Linked DNA regions of Homo sapiens: region 2 is linked to region 1. A link is an interaction called in ENCODE POLR2A ChIA-PET data of the cell type or tissue named here. Cell type or tissue: Panc1. All regions are shown on one strand. Each heading gives the region's core, and the rest is flanking DNA. Links, peaks and the distances in the headings are about the cores only. Region 1 overlaps PARK7 (Parkinsonism associated deglycase). Region 2 has its middle 20 kb from the start of LINC01714.

Region 1 (2,909 bases), core at 199-2,698:
TCAACAAATCACATGTAAATACCAACAGTCTAATTTTCTACAATCCAGTAATGAAAAATCTAAACTTATTAGAAAGGATTAAACTTTTTCCTATGTATCTGAGGACAGCTCGGCCCAGGGAACCGCACTCCAGGTTCCTCAGCAGTGTGCAACCAGCCATCTGTGAGCCGACTCTGCCTCCTTTCCTGCCATGACCCTGCTGTCAGAGGGTACAGTCCACACTCCTGTCACGCTGACCGCACGACGGAGTGTGCAAAAGCGCCTGTGGGGGAGCATGTTTCTGAGGAAAGGGATGCTAGCTTCCAAAAGTGTCCATCGTCCTTAAAGGTAAGAGCCATAATTCCAACGATACTGAAAAAACAACACAACTACAGTGGAACTCTGAAAGTATCTTTAGAAAAAATAATGGCCGGGCATGGCACATGCCTGTAGTCCGAGCTACGTGGGGGGTTGAGGTGGGAGGATTGCTTGAACCTGGGAGGTTGAGGCTGCAGTGAGCTGTGACTGCACCACTGGACTCCAGCCTAGGGGAGAGAGTGGGACCATTCCTCTAAACAAAAATAATAATAATAAAAAATGGAAAATGTGGCAGTTGATTTATGTCAGGTAAAAATGTGTAATAGGAGGCAAGGATGCCTGTGTAAGCCAGAAAAATACTGATGGGAAAACAATGCAGCCATCCATCTAAGCACCAACCCACCCATCTGGCCACACATCCAACCGGCCACCTACCCATCCAGCCACCCACTTACTAAGCACATTCTGTATCAAGCAATTGCCACATTCTACAGATACAGAATAGAAAGACAAAGTCCTCACCCTCTTAATCTGTCAGGGGAAGACATTCAAGCAAAATAATTTTCTAAAATGAGTCTGTGCTAACAACACTCTTAAGACATTTCAAGAAACAAAGAAGCCATATGAAGGAATAACTCCATGTATGGATTACAAACCTCTTTTTTTGCATCTTCAAGGCTGGCATCAGGACAAATGACCACATCACGGCTACACTGTACTGGGTCTTTTCCAGCCAGGCCTGCAACGGTGACCTTAATCTACGAGAAAGATGTTATCATATTTAAGAACACTGAAACATAAATTCAGAGTAACACTGTCTTTAAAAAAAAAGAAAAAAGAGAGATGGGGTCTCACCCTGTCACCTGGGCTAGAGGGCAGTGACACAATCATAGCTTACTGCAGCCTCCAGCTCCTGGGCTCAAATGATCCTCCTGCTTCAGCCTCCCAAGTAGCTGGGATTACAGACATGAGCCACCACACCCAGCTAGAGTAACGTTTACACAGCTGCCCTGTGTTTGAAAGTAACATGACAGGAAATACTGCACCACAACTATACCAAATTTAAGCTAATACACTGGCTAAATATATTTAATAACTAGGTCTACCCTGGTTTGCCCGGGACAGACCCTACTTATAGCTGCTGCCCTGTACTCTGTGGGACTGGAACACCCTTTCTCCCACAAATGTTCTGGTTTGGGTGACCAGTTATATGATCATCCTATTAATAACTCATCTTGCAAGTTTACTGTTGCCATTTAAACCTCATGGTATTTTTGTAAAATAGAAATGCAAGTCCAAACAACGAAATACTGCTTTATCTTTCAAAAATTTTTAAAGTCAACAATACCAAGAGCTGGCACTGGGAAAGTGGGAATTTTCCTACACTGCTGGTGGGACTACAAACTGGGACACTGGAGAGCAACTTGGCAAAACCTAGTCATGCTGACTACAGGCTATCCTTCGGCCTAGTCATTCTACTTTTAGATATATAACCTGGAAAAATTTCCTCACATTTGCACAAAGAAACCTACACAAGAATACGTATTACAGAATTGTAATGCTGTAATTAGAGGAATGGGTAGATTGTGGCATTCAGTGCAACACCAAGCAGCAATTTTAAGTGGATAAACTTAATCGACATGTATCTTCATTTCTGAGAACCAGAGGAGTATAGGGTTAACAGACTCTGGGGCCAGGCTGCCTGGGTCTGAGTTCTGGCTTTTGTACTTACTACGTGATGTGGGTACATTATTTATGTCTCTGTGCCTCAGTTTCTTCAACTGTAAAATGAGGATGGTGATATCTAACTCACGACATTGTTGTAAGGTTTATCGGCACTTAGAATGCTGCCTGGCACAGAGTTAGTTCTACTTCACTTCACTGTTCACTATTTTTAGATAGAGAGAGATAATATATAAACACGCAAAATGAGAACCACGGTCAAATGCTACCTTAAAGACATGCGTGGGGGCGGGTGCAGTAGCTCACATCTGTAATCACAGCACTTTGGGAGGCCGAGGTGGGTGGATCACGAGGTCAAGAGTTCAAGACCAGCCTGGCCAAGATGGTGAAACCCCATCTACTAAAAATACAAAAAATTAGCCAGGCATGGTGGTGCGCACCTGTAATCCCAGCTACTTGGGAGGCTGAGGCAGAGAACTGCTTGAACCCAGGAGGCAGAAGTTGCAGTGAGCTGAGGTCACACCACTGCACTCCAGCCTGGGTGACAGAGCAAGACTCTGTCTTAAAAAAAAAAAAAAAGACACACATGCATGGATACACAAGAGTGCGAGGATAGCACTTATCTTTAAGGAAGGAAGAAGGGGCATAGGATTGGAGAAATTTACAAAGGGGGCTTCAAATGTATTTCTTTGAAGCATCTGCTCTTTAAGAAACGAGTCTGAGGGGCCGGGCATGGTGGCTCCTGCCTGTAATCCCAGCACTGTAAAAGGCTAAGGCGGGCGGGTCACTTGAAGCCAGGAGTTCGAGACCAACCTGGCCAACATGGTGAAACCCCATCTGTACTAAAAATACAATTAGCCGGGCGTGGTGGCGGACACCTGTAATCCCAGCTGAGGGTGAGGCAGGAGAATCTCTTGAACCCGGGAGGC
Region 2 (2,909 bases), core at 95-2,594, 260 kb before region 1:
TCACTCATTGTAAATGGCGACACGCGCCATGTTTGCCCAAAGATCTCCACTGATACAAATGCAGAAACAACTCACGAGAAGAGGAAATCTCCTTTCCCCATGCCTCCCCGCAACACTGCACCTTTGTCCCCACCGGCCCTCCCTCCCTTCTTGCCTTTATGTTGTCCTGAATTGTTCTATTGTGCTTTCAATTCCTGAGATGATTCTTCTGAGATGTCTATCCGTTTCTTGTATTTGTCCATGTTTAGGTACCATTCTTTCCTTTCTAGTGACCTATCCCTTAAAAATCTCAGCTCTCCTCTCTCTGGAATGTGTTTATAGTCAGTCACTGACGATTTTTCCCTCATTGGAAAGAAGTTATGTGTAATTGCACAATCAGAATTTCAATTTTTCTGAATGGATCTCCCTTTTTTTTTTTTTTGAGGCAGAGTTTTGCTCTTGTTGCCTAGGCTGGAGTGCAATGGCACAATATCAGCTCACTGCAACCTCCACCTCCCGGGTTCAAGCGATTCTCCTGCCTCAGCCTCCCGAGTAGCTGGGATTACAGGCATGTGCCACCACGTCCGGCTAATTTTGTATTTTTAGTAGAGATGGGGTTTCTCCATATTGGTCAGGCTGGTCTCAAACTCCTGACCTTGTGATCTGCCCACCTTGGCCTCCTAAAGTGCTGGGATTACAGGCGTGAGTCACCACGCCTGGCCTGGATCTCCCCTTTTGAGATGCACATCTCAGAATCACATGTCTCCTCAATGCCTTTTGAAGTCTCCCATGCTGAAGATTTCAAAACACACCCAGCCCTGTCCATGTTATCCTTCTCAGAACAAACCCTCAGATTACTTAGTTGCTAACTTCCAGGTTGCTATCATTTCTGCTTGGCTAACGGCCCCTCTACACGGTGGCCAGTCCCTGGGAGACTTGACGTTGTTAACCAGGCAAGTCAAGAGTTTGTCAGAAGCCCTCATAATCTGATTTCCACCTAACAGCAAAATGGTTTTTCTTTCTCTCTTCTTTTTTTTTTTTTTTTTTTTTTTTGAAACAGAGTCTCGCTCTTGTCCCCCAGGCTGGAGTGCAATGGTGCGATCTCAGCTCACTACAACCTCCGCCTTCCGGGTTCAAGCGATTCTCCTGCTTCAGCCTCCCAAGTAGCTGGGATTACAGGCACCTGCCACCATGCCCGGCTAATTTTTGTATTTTCAGTAGAGACGGGGTTTCACCATGTTGGCCAGGCTGGTCTCAAACCCAGGTAATCTGCCCGCCTCAGCCTCCCAGAGTGCTGGGATTACAGGTGCGAGCCACCACACCAACCCGTTCTTTCTCTCTCTTTCTTTCATTCTTTCTTACTTTCTTGCTTCCTCTCTCTCTCTTTCTTTCTTTCTCTTTCTTTCTTTCTTTCTTTCTCTCTTTCTTTCTTTCTTTTTCTTCTTTCTTTCCTTCCTTTCTTTTTTTCTTGCCTCTCTTTCTCTCTTTTTTTCCCTCCCTCCCTCCCTCCCTCCCTCCCTCCCTCCCTCCCTCCCTCCCTCCCTCTTTCTTTCTTTCTTTCTTTCTTTCTTTCTTTCTTTCTTTCTTTCTTTCCTTCTTTCCTTCTTTCTTTCTTTTTTTGAGATGGACTCTCACTCTGTTGCCCAGGCTGGAGCGCAGTGGCACAATCTCGGCTCACTGCAACCTCCGCCTTCCAGGTTCAAGGGATTCTCCTGCCTCAGCCTCCCCAGTAGCTGGGATTACATGCACCTGCCACCACGCCTGGCTAATTTTTGTGTTATTCTTAAAGACAGGGTTTCTACTAACCATGTTGGCCAGGCTGGTCTCTAACTCCCGACCTCAAGAGATCCACCTGCCTTGGCCTCCCAAAGTGCTGGGATTACAAGTGTGAGCCATGGAAGCCCGATGAAAATGCTCTTCTTAAAACATGAAGCAGATCATGTTTCCCTCCTGCTGAGAACTGTGAAAGCCCCTATCCTTCTCCCCAACCTCATCCCATTACACTTCCAGACTGTTCTTTCTGTTCCTTAAATATGCCCAACTTTTTCCTACCCCAGGACCTTTGCACCTGCTTCTCCAGCTCCCGTTTGCTTAGCTAGCTTCTTCTCTTGCTTTAGGTCTCAGGGTGAAATTCACATCCTCCAAGGGCTTCCCCTGCTGACCTTTCCTTCTGTAGGTCCCCCTCAATCTTTCCCCATCTTAGTCCCTTGTTTCTTCAGAATACCTGAGCTAACTTGCAATCATTGCATTTATTGGTCTGTTGACTTGTTTGGTTTTGGCTTTTGCTTGTCTCCTGCATCCACATGTCAGCTCTTGGGGGAAAAGGATCATGAGGCCTCTCTTGTTCACCACTGTGACCCCAGCATGTGTGACAGTGCCTGGCTTATAGCTGTTGCTCCATGGACACAGGTGGGTGAGGGAATCTGATTCTGATAAACAGCAGCTCTCGGCAGATGCCTCACTCCAGGACTCTGCTCTCTGCCTGTAGTAGTCTGTTCTCATGTTGCTAGTAAAGACATACCAGAGACTGGGTAATTTATAAAGAAAAAGAGGTTTAATGGACTCACAGTTCCACATGGCTGGGGAGGCCTCACGATCATGGCAGAAGGTGAAGGAGGAGCAAAGGCACATCTTACATGGCAGCAGGCAAGAGGGTGTGTGCAGGGGAACTGCCCTTTATAAAACCATCAGATCTTGTGAGACTTATTCACTATCATGAGAACAGGATGGGGGAAGCCAATCCATGATTAAATTATCTCCACTGGGTCCCTCTCATGACATGTGGGGATTATGAGAGCTACAATTCAATATGAGATTTGGGTGGGGACACAACCAAATCATACCACTGCCCATCCAGGGAGCTCTGTCTAAATCAGGACAGAATTCCTCCTGTGTCCAGGTCTGCTCTGATAACAGCAGAACTTCTGTCC

What was found. ChIA-PET counts read pairs that join two places held together with the same protein. Peaks named below come from ENCODE experiments on the same cell type or tissue, not always from the same donor. Only the 100,000 strongest peaks of a DNase experiment are listed, where the experiment ranks them.
Region 2: POLR2A ChIA-PET joins it to region 1 with 6 read pairs; 3 of 35 experiments call an interaction of 5 or more read pairs at or near these places.

Annotation. Positions count from the first base shown.
Region 1 is chr1:7,963,470-7,966,378 of GRCh38, reverse strand. It overlaps PARK7 (Parkinsonism associated deglycase), which reads right to left. Exons shown (of 7, transcript NM_007262.5): 3 at 954-1,055. Among named protein-coding and RNA genes, the nearest start is that of PARK7, 3.2 kb to the right of the region's middle. In Panc1, for the core only: no CTCF peak of the experiment used is centred there; no DNase peak of the experiment used is centred there.
Region 2 is chr1:8,227,581-8,230,489 of GRCh38, reverse strand. No RefSeq gene overlaps it. Among named protein-coding and RNA genes, the nearest start is that of LINC01714, 20 kb to the right of the region's middle. In Panc1, for the core only: no CTCF peak of the experiment used is centred there; no DNase peak of the experiment used is centred there; H3K27ac peaks cover 2,011 bases.